2 separate regions of the Homo sapiens genome follow, and region 2 is linked to region 1. The links are chromatin loops, found by intact Hi-C in ENCODE. Cell type or tissue: PC-9. All regions are shown on one strand. Region 1 has its middle 7.5 kb from the start of FLYWCH1. Region 2 holds the start of LOC124903628 (a long non-coding RNA gene).

Evidence for each region. Peaks named below come from ENCODE experiments on the same cell type or tissue, not always from the same donor. Only the 100,000 strongest peaks of a DNase experiment are listed, where the experiment ranks them.
Region 2: a loop joins it to region 1, with 4 times the contacts of the local background. A loop is called at or near these places in 17 of 110 quality-filtered maps.

The regions. Positions count from the first base shown.
Region 1 is chr16:2,900,424-2,908,423 of GRCh38, reverse strand. No RefSeq gene overlaps it. Among named protein-coding and RNA genes, the nearest start is that of FLYWCH1, 7.5 kb to the left of the region's middle. RefSeq lists silencers at 1,130-1,199, 2,366-3,185, 3,856-4,085 and an enhancer at 2,800-3,300. In PC-9, CTCF peaks have their summits at 838, 1,043, 3,861 and 4,063 (motif pointing left); DNase peaks (open chromatin) are centred at 2,483, 2,893 and 4,093; H3K4me3 peaks cover 1,976 bases; H3K27ac peaks cover 881 bases.
Region 2 is chr16:2,831,515-2,839,514 of GRCh38, reverse strand. It overlaps ZG16B (zymogen granule protein 16B), which reads right to left. Exons shown (of 4, transcript NM_145252.3): 4 at 7,239-7,719. The coding sequence ends at 7,356. It overlaps LOC124903628 (a long non-coding RNA gene), which reads right to left and starts at 3,597. Exons shown (of 2, transcript XR_007064946.1): 1 at 2,793-3,597; 2 at 1-1,139. RefSeq lists an enhancer at 2,683-3,882. In PC-9, a CTCF peak has its summit at 3,770; a DNase peak (open chromatin) is centred at 3,554; H3K4me3 peaks cover 1,286 bases; H3K27ac peaks cover 2,639 bases.

The DNA of each region.
Region 1 (8,000 bases):
TGGTCTCAATCTCCTGACCTTGTGATCTGCCTGCCTCGGCCTCCCAAAGTTCTGGGATTACAGGCGTGAGCCACCACGCCCGGCCGCAATTATTATTATTATAATTATTTTGAGGGGGACTCTCGCTCTGTTGCCCAGGCTGGAGTGCAATGGTGCGATCTCGGCTCGCTGCAAATCTGCCTCCGGGTTCAAGCGATTCTTCCGCCTTAGGCTCCCGAGTAGCTGGGATTACAGGTGCGCACCACCACCCCGGCTAATTTTTTAATTTTTTAAATTTTTTTTTTTTTTTTTGAGACGGAGTTTCGCTCTTCTTGCCTAGGCTGGAGTGCAATGGCGCGATGTCAGCTCACTGCAACTTCTGCTGTGGGCGGCAAGCCACCCAGGCGCCGAGGCAAGAGACTGAGGACACAAGCTGTTCCAGTATAATAAAATATAAAACAAGAATAGTTATACCAGATATAGATCTTAGACATGATTATATATGAATATCATTAATCATTAGTTTGTAGTAATTACTCTTTATCCCAATATTATAATAATCCCCGCTCTATAATCATAACCTAGGAAAAACCAGGCCATACAGAGATAGTGTAGCAGGACGAGTCGCAGACAAAACTCCTCAGACACCGGATTAAAGAAGGAAGAGGTTTTTTTATTCGGCCGGGAGCGTCAGCAGACTCGTGTCTTAAGAGCCGAGCTCCCTGAAAAAGAAATTCCTAGCCCTTTTAAGGGCTTACAACTCTAAGGGGTCTACGTGAAAAAGTCGTAATAGATCAAGTAAGCATGAGGAACGTGACTGGGGGCTACAAACATCAGTTAACAGAACAAAAAGTTTTATAGTGCTTTCTCATACAATGTCTGGAATTTACAGATAACACCAGTAGTTTTGGTCAGGGGTTAATAATAATATTATTATTTTAGCCACCAGGGCCGGGTGGTGGCGCCAAGGTCGTCTAGCTATTTATCTTACTTCTGTTTCTTTCCAACTTTTTGCTTTCTCTCTTTTCTCCTGTCTTATAAACTAGGGAAAAGGGGAGGTTGGGGAGAAACTGGGAAGGACAACAGGAGAAGTGGTGGCCTCATACCATAATAGGAGCTGAGGGGACACAGTGAGGTGTGACCAGAAGACAAGAGTGCGAGCCTTCTGTTATGCCCGGACAGGGCCACCAGAGGGCTCCTTGGTCTAGCGGTGACGCCAGCGTCTGGGAAGACACCCGTTGCCAGGGGGACCATGGTCTAGCTGTAGCGAAAAGTGTCAAGGAACAACACCCGCTACTTAGCAGACCAGGAAAGGGGGGGGGGGTCTCCCTTTCCCCGGGGGAGTTTAGAGAAGACTCTGCTCCTCCACCTCTTGTGGAGGGCCTGACATCAGTCAGGCTTGCCCACAGTTATCCGGAGACCTAACCGTCTCCCTGTGATGCTGTGCTTCAGTGGTCATGCTCCTAGTCTGCCTTCATGTTCCATCCTGTACACCTGGCTCTGCCTTCTAGATAGCAGTAGAAAATTAGTGAAAGTACTGAAAGTCTCTGATATGCAGAAATAATGGTGTAAGCTGTCTTTCTCTTTGTCTCCTCTCTCTCTCTGCCTCGGCTGCCAGGCAGGGAAGGGCCCCCTGTCCAGTGGACACATGACCCACGTGACGTTACCTATCATTGGAGATGACTCACACTCTTTACCCTGCCCCTTTTGCTTGCATCCAGTAAATAACAGTGCAGCCAGACATTCGGGGCCGCTACCGGTCTCCGCACATTGGTGGTAGTCGTCCCCCGGGCCCAGCTGTCTTTTCTTTTATCTCTTTGTCTTGTGTCTTTATTTCTACACTCTCTCATCGCCGCACACGGGGAGAGACCCACAGACCCTGTGGGGCTGGTCCCTGCACTCTGCCTCCCGGATTCAAGTGATTCTCCTGCCTCAGCCTCCTGAGTAGCTGGGATTACAGGCATGCGCCACCACGCCCGGCTAGTTTTGGATTTTTAGTAGAGTCTGAGTTTCTCCATGTTGGTCAGGCTGCTCTCTAACTTCCGACCTCAGGTGATCCACCCACCTTGGCCTCCGAAAGTGCTGAGATTACAGACGTAAGCCACCCCTCCCGGTCTTAATTTTAATTTTTACTAGAGACGTGGTCTCCCTATGTTCCCCAGGCTGGTCTCAAACTCCTGAGCTCAAGCGATTCTCTCTCCTTGGCCTCCCAAAGCATTGGGAAACAGACGTGAGCCACCCCAGTCAACCTCCTTTTGGGATTCTTGCAACTTTTCTGTAGGTGAGAAATTATGTCAAAGTAGAAGCTAGATAAAGGAATACTCCCTTCATCCCCTGAGCATTCCACGAGGTGAAATCCTCCTTTTCCCATTGGCCCAGCCACCGCCCAGCCCGTGGCCATTGGTCCAGCCCTCGCCCATTGGTCCAGCCCCGGCCCATCCCTCGTCCATTAGTCCAGCCCTTGCCATTGGTCCAACCCATCCATTGGTTCAGCCCCGCCCATTGGTACCGCCCCCTTCCATTGGCTCAGACCCCGTCCTTTGGCCCCGCCCTGCCCATTGGCCCTTCGCTCGCCCATTGGTCTAGCCACGCCCATTGGCCCAGCCCATCCCTCGCCCATTGGTCCATCCCCGCCCTTTTGTTCCACCCCTTCCGTCGGCTTAGTGCCCGCCCTTGGCCCGGCCCGCCCATTGGTCCAGCCCCGCCCATTGGCCCAGCCCCGGCCCAGCCCTAGCCCATTGGCCCCGCCCCGGCCCAGCCCTAGCCCATTGGCCCCGCCCCGCCCATTGGTTCAGCCCCACCCATTGGTTCCGCTCCCTTCTATTGGCTCAGCTCCGCCCCTTGGCCCCACCCCGCCCATTAGTTCAGGCCCCATTCATTGATGTCCAGCACTCGCCCATTGGTCCACGCCTTGCCCATTGGTTTAGCCCTCGACCACTGGCTCACCGCTAGCGAATTGATTCGGTCCCCGCCCACTGGTCCCTCCCCTGCCCACGGGCCCCGCCCTTCCCGCTGTCCCTTCCTGGCTCAGCGCGCGCCAAGGACACATTCTCCAGCAACGCGGTGCGGTACCGGGCTGAGTCCAAGCGCCAGGAGCCGCGGGGTCCTGGTTGCTGTTTTCCTGTGACGCTTGGCGGCGGCGGCCAGAGCGGCCCCAGCACCGTGCCCTGGGCTCACTGCGGCTCTCCTATCACCCAGGGGTCGTCCCGGTCCGCCCGCACTCTTCTCTCCGCCCGACCCCCCTCTGGCTGCGCGTCCTCGGCTGGCTCGGGGAGGGCGCCGCTCCTCCCTGGGAGACCCCAGGGAGACCCGCCTCACGGCCTGCGCACCTCCTCTCGCTCTAAAGCGGCCGCTGGAGGAGCCACAGGTCTGGCGGGTCCATGTCGAGGTGCCCTGGGCTCCCGCACGACCCCACGGCCTCCTGCGTCCCGCACCTCTTGTGTCCTGCAGCCGCCCGCGTCCTCTCTGGGACCCCTTCCTTCCGAGTCCGTCCACATCCCCGGCGGTTCCTCTGAAATCCGCACCCCCCAACCCCGGAACCTCGGCTCTTCCGCGCGCTCCTCGTCCCCGCATCCTCAGCCCCTAGATGTCCTCCGCGTTCTGTATCCCCCTGCACCACACCGCTCCCTCTCTCCCTGCCCTTCGCACTAGGACCCTCAGGGACCAAAATCGTCCAAGATGCCTTCCCTGGTGTCGAGTTTATGTTAAGGGGTTGGGTGAGGAGACCAAAAAGCAGTGGATGTGGTAACCACAGGGGCGCCGTGTGTCCGAGTCGGGCGCCTGTCGGAGGAAGCGAGACGGGAGGAGAGGCTGCGGCTCGCGCCCTGGGCAGCGACAGTGTGGACGCCATTGCAATTTCCCAACGGCTGCCACCCGCAGGGTCAACACACAGGCCCCCTCCACCCCTCCCAGTCGCCCACCTCCCATCCCTGCAGAAGCCACCTTAGAGCCGGTGTCTGGGCCGTAAGGAGCCCGGGTGGGGGTCAGGCGGGTGGGCGGAGCGGGACTGAGGCTGCGGGGCGGAACCGCACTCCTGGCTGCCAGCACTGCCTGGGTCCTGGGGAGGCTGCTGGGCCGCCGCTGAGTCCGCGCGCGCCCTCTCCCGGCCGTCAGGAGCATCGGCCAGAACGTCTCCAGATTCCGGCCCTGAACCCGGATGAGGCCCTGCCCAGCGCTCGGTGCTGTCCAAGGAAAATGAGACCTCGAGGTGAAAAGCGCAGAGGCTGTGCACGCTAGGGCCAAGCGGAGGACGCGTTATTACTGTTTTCTTCTTGATGATAAAACCAGGTGTTGACAAATGCCGGAGAGATCGGCATTCGCAGGACGTGGGTTGAATGTAACTTGCATTCTTCCAGTTCGGCAATCTCACTTCTAGAACTCTGTCCTAGGAACATACGAGGCTATTTCAGGATTGCTTACAACCTGGAGGCAACCGGGATGTGTCTGGCCACTGGAGCTAGTGGATTTCACGCATCCCTGCAGTGGGCATCAAGCAGCAAAAAGAATGTTGTGCAGCATTCATAAGAAGGAAGACATTTGTAACACATTATGAAAAAACATATGTGGGCCAGGCACGGTGGCTCATGCCTGTAATCCCAGTACTTTAGGAGGCCGAGGCGGGAGGATGACTTGAGGTGAGGAGTTCAAGACCAGCCTGGCCAACATGGCGAAACCCCGTCTCTACTTAAAAATACAAAAATTAGCCAGGCACGCTAGCGCGCGCCTGTATTCCCACCTACTCGGGAGGCTGAGTCAGGAGAATCACTTGAACCCGGGAGGCGGAGGTTGCAGTGAGCCGAGATCTCCCCACTGCACTCCAGCCTGGACGGCAGAGCGAGACTCTGTCTCAACAACAAATGTGTGGCATCACCTTGATTTTCTGAAAATAAAAAAATTTTAAAAATATATATTTTTTGGCCGGGCGCGGTGGCTCACGCCTGTAATCGTAGCACTTTGGGAGTCTGAGGCGGGTGGATCACCTGAGGTCGGGAATTCGAGACCAGCCTGACCAACATGGAGAAACCCTGTCTCTATTAAAAATAAAAAATTAGCCAGGTGTGGTGGTGCATGCATGTAATCCCAGCTACTGGAGAGACTGAGGCAGGAGAATCACTTGGACCCAGGAGGCAGAGTTTGTAGTGAGCCAAGATCGCACCACTGGACTCCAGCCTGGGCAACAAGAGTGAAACTCTGGCTAAATATATATATATAGCCAGAGTTTATATATACAAATATATAAATATAAATATATATAAATATATAAATAAATATATATAAATATATAAATAAATATATATAAATATATATAAATATGTATAAATATAAATATATATATAGCCAGAGTATATATATTATATACACACACACACACATATATTTTTTAAAATTTACCTCTAAGTAGTGGAATTACTGGAGGTAATTTGTAATTTTTGTCCCCTTTTCAAAATTAAAATTAATGACATCTACACTCAGCAACCACACACATGGGCGGGGGGCACCGTTCTTGGAGCTACTGCAATACCAGGTCGATGCATGGAGTGAACTAAGTAAGCTGCTATTGCAACCCCCTCCTACAAAAATCCACTTTATATACATTTTTTTAGACAGGGTCTCATCATGTCACCCACTCTGGAGCTCAGTGGTGCCATCATGGCTGACTGCAGCCTTGACTTCCTGGGCTCAGGCAATCCTCCAGCCTCAGCCTCTTGAGTAGCTGGACTATAGGTGAGCTCAGGTGATCCTCCTGGCTCAGCTTCCCCAGTAGCTGGGACTACAGGCACGCACCACCACACCTAGCTAATTTTTGTATTTTTTTGTAGAGTCAGTGTCTCACTATGTTGCCCAGGCTGGCCCCCACTGGGTTGGCCTCTGTCATACACCCCGCGGCACCCAGACTCCTCGGTGGCCCTTAGCCTCAGGTTCATAGACTCATCAGTCAGGGATTTCTATGTTTCCTCTGTGGCTCTGCGGGGGATGGGTTGTGACCTGTTTACCACTAGATCCCGGGAACCCTGCTTGGGCCTGTACATCAAAGTCCCCAAGAAGTGAAGGAGCAAGAAAGTGGCAGAATTTTTAAAATTTTCAATTTAATTTAAAAAATTAATGTTTTAAAATTTGTGTTTGGATTTAAAATGTGAATGGATATCCATAATTGCATTTTTTTTTTTTTGAGATGGGGTCTCGCTCTGTCGCCCAGGCTGGAGTGCAATGGCATGATCTCGGCTTACTGCAACCTCCACCTCCTGGGTTCAAGTGATTCTCCTGCCTCAGCCTCCCGAGTAGATGAGATTACAGATGCCCACTGCCACGCCTGGCCAATTTTTTGTATTTTTTAGTAGAGACAGGGTTTCACCATGTTGGCTAGGCTTGTCTCCAACTCCTGACCTCAGGTGATTCACCTGCCTCAGCCTCCCAAAGTACTGGGATTACAGGCGTGACCATGACCGGCCATAATTGCAATTTTTTAAACAGTTATTTGTTTTTTGAGATGGAGACTCACTCTGTCACTCAGGCTGGAGTGCAGTGGTGTGATCTCAGCTCACTGCAACCTCCACCTCCCGGGTTGAAGCCATTCTCCTGCCTCAGTCTCCCGAGTAGCTGGGACTAGAGGCACCCACCACCACACCTGGCTAATTTTTGTATTTTTTTTTAGTAAAGACGGGGTTTCGCCATGTTGGCCAGGCTGGTCTTGAAATCCTGACCTCAGCTGGTCCGCCCGCCTCAGCCTCCCGAAGGCAGGGATTACAGGCATGAGCCACTGCACCTGGCCTATTATTTCAATTTTAATATCAAATTGCTAACACTAGGCTGGGCACGGTGGCTTGTACCTGTAATCCCAGCACTTTGGGAGGCCGAGATGGGAAGATCGCTTGAGCCCAAGAGTTTGAGACCAGCCTGGGCAACACAGCGAGACCCCATCTCCTCAAAAACTCAAAAAAGTAGCCTGCCTGTAGTCTCAGCTGCTCAGGAGGCTGAGGTGGGAGGATGATTGCTTGAGCCTGGAAGGTCTGCTGCACTACAGCCTGGGCAACAGAGCAGGACCCTGTCCCTGTCTCGAAAAAAAAATAAAAATAAAAGTAAAAATAAAAAATAAAGAACAGGAGAGGGGCTCCGGGATATGGGTGGCAAAAAAAGGCAACATGGGGTCCTAACCTGGCCATTTTTGTCCTCACTGCTCACTGGGATGTGGTGTGGATGATGCTGGGTGATATCACGGAACCAGCGGCGATCCTCTCAGGCACACTCGCATTAACATGGCTATGACTGGGAAGGGTGTGCTCAGAGGTGCAGGCAGAATGGTTTTGGAGTCTGCTGCCTGCATTTGGATGGTTTGGCAAAAGAGAAGTGTGTGGAGGAGAGACAGAGGGAGGGAGAGAGAAAAAAGAGGAGAGAGAGAGGGAAGGAGAGCCGGGGAACCCAGGCCAGGGCGATACAGTATGCACTGCGTGCTCCTGCAACTTTTATGCTCCAAATGTTTCAAAATAAAACCAGAGGGTGAGGAAAACAGTGATGTGGCCAGGCCCAGTGTGCAGGCTCCAGCTCCCCAGTATGCGTCTCCCTCCCGGCCGACTGCCAGCGCCACTGAAAGACTCAGGCCCAGGGCACCTTTGTCATTCCCCCAACTCCACTAAAAGGTGGCAGCAAAAATGCTCCCCCGCTCCCGGCCCTGCTGCTCCACAGCCACCCCTCACTGCTGGGTAAGGCTTCCCAGGCAACAGCAGGAGGGGCCCGATGGTGCCACACTGAGTACAGGGCAGACGCGCCCCACAGTGACCCTGCCCTCTGACCCACCCCGGCCTCCTCTTCCTCACTCCCACTTCTTGAGGTTGCACCCGAAACGTCCTGCCCTGACATCCTCAGGTGTCCTTAACATCTGACAAGAACAGACAGCCAAGGGTACTTGGGAACAGGCCTGGAGCAGTGGCTCACACCTGTAATCCCAGCACTTTGGGAGGCCGAGGCAGGCAGATCACCTGAGGTCCAGAGTTCCAGACCAACCTGGCCAACATGGTGAAACCCCA
Region 2 (8,000 bases), 69 kb after region 1:
CTGTGGTAGGTTGGGAGAGCATGGTGCCTGCCCCGGACATTGTCTGCGGGACACCTTCATCGTTAGGGTCACAGCGTCCAGGCTTGCTCAGGACGGTCTTGGGCGATGTCTGTCCCGTGTAGTTAGATAGGATCCCTGTCCCTCTCAAAAAGTGTCCCAAAAGTGGGAGTAAGAGTTATATAGTCACTGTGACTCAGCCAGTGCAAGAGCTGGAGCTCCTTGAAGCCCACAGATTTTCAGTCTCAGGCATCCTTGTGTGGTTGCCATGGCCACCAGGTGTCCAATAATAGGCCTTGTTCTCCCAGCTCCGGCCCACGGAGTGTCCATACCTTCCCCCACCACCCTGCCCGCTGCTGACTGCAGCCAGTGGGGGCCCTGGGGCCTGTCCCAGGCATGAGCAAGGTCCTTGGGCGCTGTCCCAGGCATGAACAGGGGCTTTGAGGCCGTCGCCAGCGTGGTGGGCAGCGCCCTCTGCCTGTGTCTTAGACGCATGGCCAGAGCAGTGCCTGGTAGCGCCAGCTCCACACTTGCAGGGAGGGATCCATTTGGAAGTTCGCATCTGGTGTCAGTTTCCCTGTGAGACACGGTGGTCGGGCTTTCACTCCAGTTTGGCGCCAGGTCTGGGGGAAGGACCGTCTGCTTGGGTGGGGCGCAGTCGGGCCAGCCTTTGTCCCAGCGCCACTCGCCTGCCCTGGAGGTGGCTGTCAGGAGCACCCCAAGGAGGAGAGGGGCTTTGAGGTCGCAGGTGAGTGGGCAGTGGAGCCGTCACCCTGACGCCTCAGCCCTCCCCGGGGGCACCCTCAGCTGGGTGGCCTCTTAGAAAATTTAGGTTGTTTTGCTGCCCTAGAAGACTGGATGCTCTAGAATCATCTCTCCTTTTGCTGTGGGCCCACCTTCATAGGGTCCTGTTGTCCCGTGACGGCCTCGCCTCCTTCCAACTCCTCTGCCTTCATCCCAGGGTGGACGGTGTCCTGGAGGGACTCATCGGATCCGCCAGGAGCTCAGCGTCCTGGGTAGAGGTTTCTGGCCTCTCAGCTTCTCTGTTTTGTCTCACAACTTTCTCTTGCTAATCACTTTCATGCATCAGTTTGCGAATGGATTCTCCAGCTCTTCACTCATAAATAACTCCTTCCAGAAATCTAGTGAGGAGGGAAAGTGAAGGATTAAAACAAAATCCTCACTTCTGGATTTCTGCTTTAATGTTAGAGTTGGCAGCCCTCCGTCACATAGGCCTGAAGCACCAAGGATGTCTCAGAAGCACTCAGCCTCCCTCCTTGCATATCAGCCCCTTCAGTTTCTCTCTCCTTTTTTCTTTTGTGACAGGGTCTTGCTCTATTGCCCAGGCTGGAGTGCAGTGGCTCAATCTCAGCTCATTGCAGCCTCGACCTCCTGGGCTTAAGCGATCCTCCCACCTCAGCCTACCTGGGAGTACATGTGCACACCACCATGCTCGGCTAATTTTTGTATTTTTAGTAGAGACAGGGTTTCACCATGTTGCCCAGGCTGGTCTTGAACTTCTGACCTCAAGTGATCCGCCTGCCCCAGCCTCCCAAAGTGCTGGGATGACAGGCGTGAGCCACCGTGCCCAAGGACCCCCCCCAGTCTCTTCCCCAGATGACCTTGACCAGGGCTGCTGTGCCATCAGCCCTGTGCCAGGATCCACTCCCATCCAGGAGGCCCCTGTCCAGGCTGTGTGCCTGTCTGTGTGTGGATGTGTCTGTGTGTGGGTGTGTATTTATGTGTGTTTGTGTGTGCCTGTGTGTGGATGGGTGTGGGTGTACTTTTATGTGCATGTGTGTGTGTGTGTACATACGTGTTTGTGTATTTGTGTATGTGTCTGCGTCTCTGTATGTGTCTCTGTGGGGTAGGTGTGTGTATGTGTATGTGTCTGTGTGTGTGGGTGTGTGTGTCTGTGGGTATTTGTGTGTCTGTGTATGGGTGTGTATTTGCATGTATGTATGTGTGTGTGTGTTTCTGTGGTGTGTGTTTGTGAGTGTGTCTCTGGGTGGGTGTGTATTTCTGTGTGTCTGTGTCTCTGTGTGGGTATTTGCATGGGGGGCTGGGTGTATATTTGCGTGCATGTGAATGGGTGTGTGGGTGTGTGTGTGTGTCTGGGTGTGTGGGGAGGTGGGTGTGTATTTGTGTGTGTATGTATGTATGGGTATGTGTGTGTGCGTGTCTCTGTGGATGGGTGTGTATTTGTGTGGGGGTGGGTGTGTATTTGCGTGTATGTGAATGGGTATTTGTGTGTGTGTCTCTGTGTGGATGGGTGTGTATTTGTGTGTGTGTGTCAGTGGGTGTGTATTTGTGTGTCTCTGTGTGGGTGGGTATTTTTGTGTGTGTGTAGGTATTTGTGTATGTGCTTGTCTGTGTATGTGTGTATGGGTGTGTATTTGTGTGTGTCTCTGGGTGGGTGTGTATTTGTGTGTATGTGTATATGGGTGTGTATTTGTGTGCGTGTGTGTCTGCATGTGTATTTTGTGTGTATGTTTGAATGGGTGTGTATTTGTGTGTGTGTGTGTCTGTGTGGTCCTCAGAACCCCCCACATTTCCTGGCAGTGGACAGCACGAACGCTCCTTGACCCCCACGGGCAGGGGAAGCCTGCTGAGCCTCTTTTCTCTCCGAGGCATCCGACTTCTGCCAACGGTGAGTTAGAAGGAAGGGGCCTCAGCCAACAGCAAAAGCTACAGAAGGATTTTCCGCGCCTGACCTGGACTGTGGTGCGCACACAGCCCTCTTTGTCTTCTCTTTCTCTGGCCCCTCACACAGGTGCTGTTTGTAGAGGACTTACAAGACTGGTGCTTCTGCTTGTGAAGCCCCTCCTGCCTGGGGCTTGTTGGAAAGACACAGAGGGTTCACCTGGTGCCTGGGCCGGGGGGTGGGTGCGGGTCCGAGGGGGCGGTAGGGGCAGACGTGAGTCCAGGTGACATTCAAGGTGCTCCACTTCCTCCAGCAGCTCCTCTTAGGTTCCAGCTGCCTGGCCCACTCTAAGTGCACGGCAACCAGCACCAGGTGTCTCTCAGTGGGACCCCCAGTTTGCTGGTTGGCCTGTCTGTGGGCCCAGTGGCCTGCAGGAGGCCTTGGGACTAGTGACACTGTTTAGAGACAGGTCGGGGCGGGAGCTGCACAGTTCAGTGTTGTGTAGGAGGAAACAATTCAAACGCCCCTGCAAGACTGAGCCGGTCTGGGGATGAGGAAGTGGCCACAATGGACGCAGGTGTTCCAGAAGGCTGACAGGCTGACTTCTGTCCAAAGGCCAGAGCCGCTCGGGATTGGGGAACGTTTGGCCAAGGGTGACAAGCAGGAGCAGAGGCAGGGACCCAGCGTAGGACGAGCGGTTCCTTCCTCACCCTGGAGCCCAGGGTGCAGGTCTGGCACGCACCTTGTCTCTGAACTTGTAGTGAGTCGATGCCTTGTCTCTGAACTTGCAGTGAGTCGATGAAAAGGAATTCTCAGGATTACAGCAGGCTCTGCCAGCGGCACTGTATGCATGTGGACCTCAGAATTCCAGGACAAGAAAATCACATGTTGTGGTGGCTGAAGTATTTGGGCACTTGGGACGCAGGGACTCTCAGGAAAGAACCTCCCCCGACAATGGTGGGACTGGGCCAACACCTGAGCAGGAAGTGGCAGGAGGACTGTGGGATTGCGGTTGGAATTCCATGACTCACTCGCTCAGCCTGGGCTTCCTTGTCTTTAAAAATGTGAGATTAACACCCACCGCAAGGGTGTTTGTGATGATTAAATGAGGCAGTCCTTGTGTAAGCACTCACCATTGCGCCTGGTCCAAAATTGGATCGTGATGAATGCTAGTGTCTTTTCTTTCCTTTCCTTTTCTTTTTTTTCTTTTCCTTTCTTTCTTTTTCTTTTTTCTTTTTCTGAGACAAGGTTTCACTCCTGTTTCTTAGGCTGGAGTGCAATGGCGCGACCTCAGCTCACTGCAGTCTCTACCTCCTGGGCTCAAGTGATTCTCCTGTTTTAACCTCCCAAGTAGCTGGGACTACAGGCCCACGCCACCACGCCTGGTTATGTATTTTTGTAGATTGTAGAGGCAGGGTCTCGCTGTGTTGCTTTGGCTGGTCTTGAACTCCTGGGCTCAAGTGATCATCCGTCTCGACCTCCCAAAGTGCTGGGATTACAGGTGTAAGCCACTGTGCCTGGTCCCGCTAGTGTGTTTTCTGTCCATCTATCCCCTCACCCACCCACCCACTTATCCATCCATCCACTCACCCATTTGTACATCCATCCACCCGCCCACCCATCTACTGACTCATAAATTCATCCATCCATTCATGCATCTACCCACTCACCCACCCACCTACCCACCTACCCATTCACCCACCCATCCATCCAGCCATCCACCTATCCATCCATTATTCCACCCATTCACCCACCCACCTACCCATCTACCGACCTATCCATCCATTTACTGACTCACCCATCCATTCATCCACCCATCCATCCACCCACCCATCAACCCATCCATCCATCCATTCATCCACCCACCCACCCACCCACCCATCCATCCATCCATCCATCCATCCATCCATCCACTCATCCCAGAACACAGACGATCCAAATCACAGGAGACTTACTAGCACTCTAGTAATATTGGCACACATACTCAAAACACATTCAGCAGAAACTGGATTCCACCAGCAGTGCTTGGGACTCAGCTCTTTTCTATTTTCTTTTCTTTTCTTTCTTTCTCTCTTTAGACAGAGTCTTACTCTGTCACCCAGGCTGGAGAGCAGTAGTGCAATCTTGGCTCACTGGAACCCTCCACGTCTCATGTTCAAGCGATTCTGCTGCCTCAGACTCCTGAGTATCTGGGATTATAGGCGCACGCCACCATGCCCGGATAATTTTTGGATTTTTAGTAGAGACTGGGTTTCACCATGGTGGCCAGGCTGGGCCTGGAACTACTGACCTCATGAACTGACCGGCTTGGCCTCCCAAAGTACTGGGATTACAGGCGTGAGCCACTGTGCCCGGGCCAAAATGTTTTCTTAAATGTGTTCTGTGCCTGGGCTTGGATTATCAACACGTTGAATGGCAAGTCTGATCACCATAATTTTGAAGTGGTGACGGCTGTAAATTTCAAGGTGTCTGTGACAACAGTATTTGATGTGGTCATTTCATGGGTGTTGCATGTGAGGTCACATTCATACCCGAAGGAAACATGAAATTTTCAGTCAAGGGCAATAAAAAAAAAAGAGGTAATTTCCCCCCCCCCATCCCAGTTCATGGATTCTCTGAATTTTGATTTCTGATTTTTGTCCACAGACCCCAGGTTAAGAAGTGGCTCTCAACCAGCATTTAAAATTAAATAAAAATAAAAGTAGAGAAGAGAAAAAACGTCTGTGTGTATTTCATGCAGAAAGATGAAACTGGGTTGGGAAATCTTTGCCTAGGTCTGGTGTTCAGTGGCCAGACTTTGCAGCTTGGTCACCTCAAGGTGGACCTCCAACTCTACCTCTAACGGCTGCGTGGGACAAGTCACTTTGCTCTCAGTTCCTCTGTTTCCTCATTTTGCAAATGAGGATAATTGAAGTCCTGTCCTTCAATTGTTGTGGGTGGGGACTTTGGGTGGAGCCCCTGAAATAGGACCTGGCCCTTCCCGTGATCACTGACTGGCTGTTGCATTAGATGATCACTGGGCGTTTGGCTGTTGCATTAGATGATCGCTGGGTGTTTGGCTGTTGCATTAGATGATCGCTGGGTGTTTGGCTGTTGCATTAGATGATCGCTGGGTGTTTGGCTGTTGCATTAGATGATCGCTGGGTGTTTGGCTGTTGCATTAGATGATCGCTGGGTGTTTGGCTGTTGCATTAGATGATCGCTGGGTGTTTGGCTGTTGCCTTAGATAATCACTTGTCTGTTTGGCTGTTGCATTAGATGATCACTGGGTGTTTGGCTGTTGCATTAGATGATCACTGGGTGTTTGGCTGTTGCATTAGATGATCACTTGTCTGTTTGGCTGTTGCATTAGATGATCACTTGTCTGTTTGGCTGTTGCATTAGATGATCACTGGGTGTTTGGCTGTTGCATTAGATGATCACTTGTCTGTTTGGCTGTTGCATTAGATGATCACTTGTCTGTTTGGCTGTTGCATTAGATGATCACTGGGTGTTTGGCTGTTGCATTAGATGATCACTGGGTGTTTGGCTGTTGCATTAGATGATCGCTGGGTGTTTGGCTGTTGCATTAGATGATCGCTGGGTGTTTGGCTGTTGCATTAGATGATCACTGGGTGTTTGGCTGTTGCATTAGATGATCGCTGGGTGTTTGGCTGTTGCATTAGATGATCGTTGGGTGCTTGGCTGTTGCATTACATGTGTTGCTTCCTGTGTCTCAAGTAGGATCAATTTCTCTCTGTGGATCATGGTCCCAAAGGACTGAAAACCCCGTCCCTGGAGGCCCCTGGAGCTCTGATCTTGGCAAGTGCCCATGTGGGCTTGGAGGCTTGGGAAGGGGACATGAAGAATGGGCCAGGTCCAGGGCTTGTACTGATTTCCTGTTGCTACTGTGACAAATTACCCCAGCCATCTGCATCTCCTGTCTTTGCTCATGTTGAGCCCTCAACCTGTAATCCCCTCCTCCCTTTGTCTCCACTTGGCCAATTGTCCTTCATCCTTTAAGACTTAGCTCAGACATTGCCTCCTCTAGGAAGACTTCCCTGAAGCACATCCCTCTCACCTCACCTCTGGGCAGGTGCCTACGCACAATGACCTGCATGTGTCCCCATCCATGCAGATGGCAAAGTGAACTGCCACTATCTGCCTCTGCACCAGCCCCCACCACAGTGTATACGCACTCAGCTGAAACCTGGCCTCTTCTTTATACCCCCAGTGCCAGGCGAGCCTGGTGAGGACACGGCCTTGGCAAATGTTTGCTGAGTGAATGGATGAGTGAGTGGCTTCCCTGAGGCCCCTTGAGCACTCAGAGAATCCCGGGACTGAGTGGCCAGCAGAGGCCCGCTGGGTGGGCCTGGGGTGAGGGACAGTGGGGAGTGGCGGCCTTGAAGCCTGACTCTTCAAAGATTGTGGGACTGGCACAGAGATCCACAGCACCTCTGAGGGGGTGGTGCTGCTCTCTTTCTGTCCTCGGCAGAGTCACCTTTGCCCTACCCCTCATCTCAGTTCACTGGGCTGCAGCACTGGGGACTTTGTCTCCAAGGAGCAGGGAAGGCTTTGGTTGTACCCCAGATCCAAGGACCAATCCTGGATGCACTGATTCTGCAGAACCTTTATTTATTGGTGGATTCAGATTCAGCGTCCCGACTCAGTTACTCCAGTACCATCAGCCACCACCACCCAGATGGCCTCAGCTCGGATGGCCCCATACCCCACCCTAGCGACCCACGGGTGAGTTTGCTGAGTATGTGAGATTAACTGGTGGCTCAGTGGTCGGCTCCTCTAGTGGATAATTCCATTCAAAGCCAATGCTCTTGATGCCAAGGAGTTGATACTGGCCATAGATGCCCACCAGCACCTGCCCCTCTTGGCTGGGGTAGGCAGAGGAGATCTGGCCATCAAGCTTCCCAAAATAGAAATAGCGGTCCTTGCTGGTGTACATGACCATACCCCGGAGGAAAGCTTGGAAGGCGACAAAGACTTTTGTGATGTATTCGCCTGGCTGCAGGGTGACTTCCTGGGTATTCCCACCTAAGGCTCCCAGTTTCACGTCCCAGGAGTCTCCAAGTTTCACCTGGACACTGGGAGAGAGGCAAAGCTTTGGACGTCCAGATCTGGGATGGCCCAGCACATCCCGGGTCCTCAGCGCCCCCATCCTCCTTCCCGGGATGCAGAGAGTCCAGCACCATCAGACTTTGGGTCCCTGACACAGACTCACTGGTCACCAACCCTGATTCTACCACTTTTGGGCCCTGTGATCTTGAGCTCGTTACCCAGCCTCTCCGGACTCAGTTTCCCCGTCTGCAAAGTGGGTGTGACTTTTGGGAGGAGTCACTGAGATCCTGGTGAGGAGAGCTGCGTG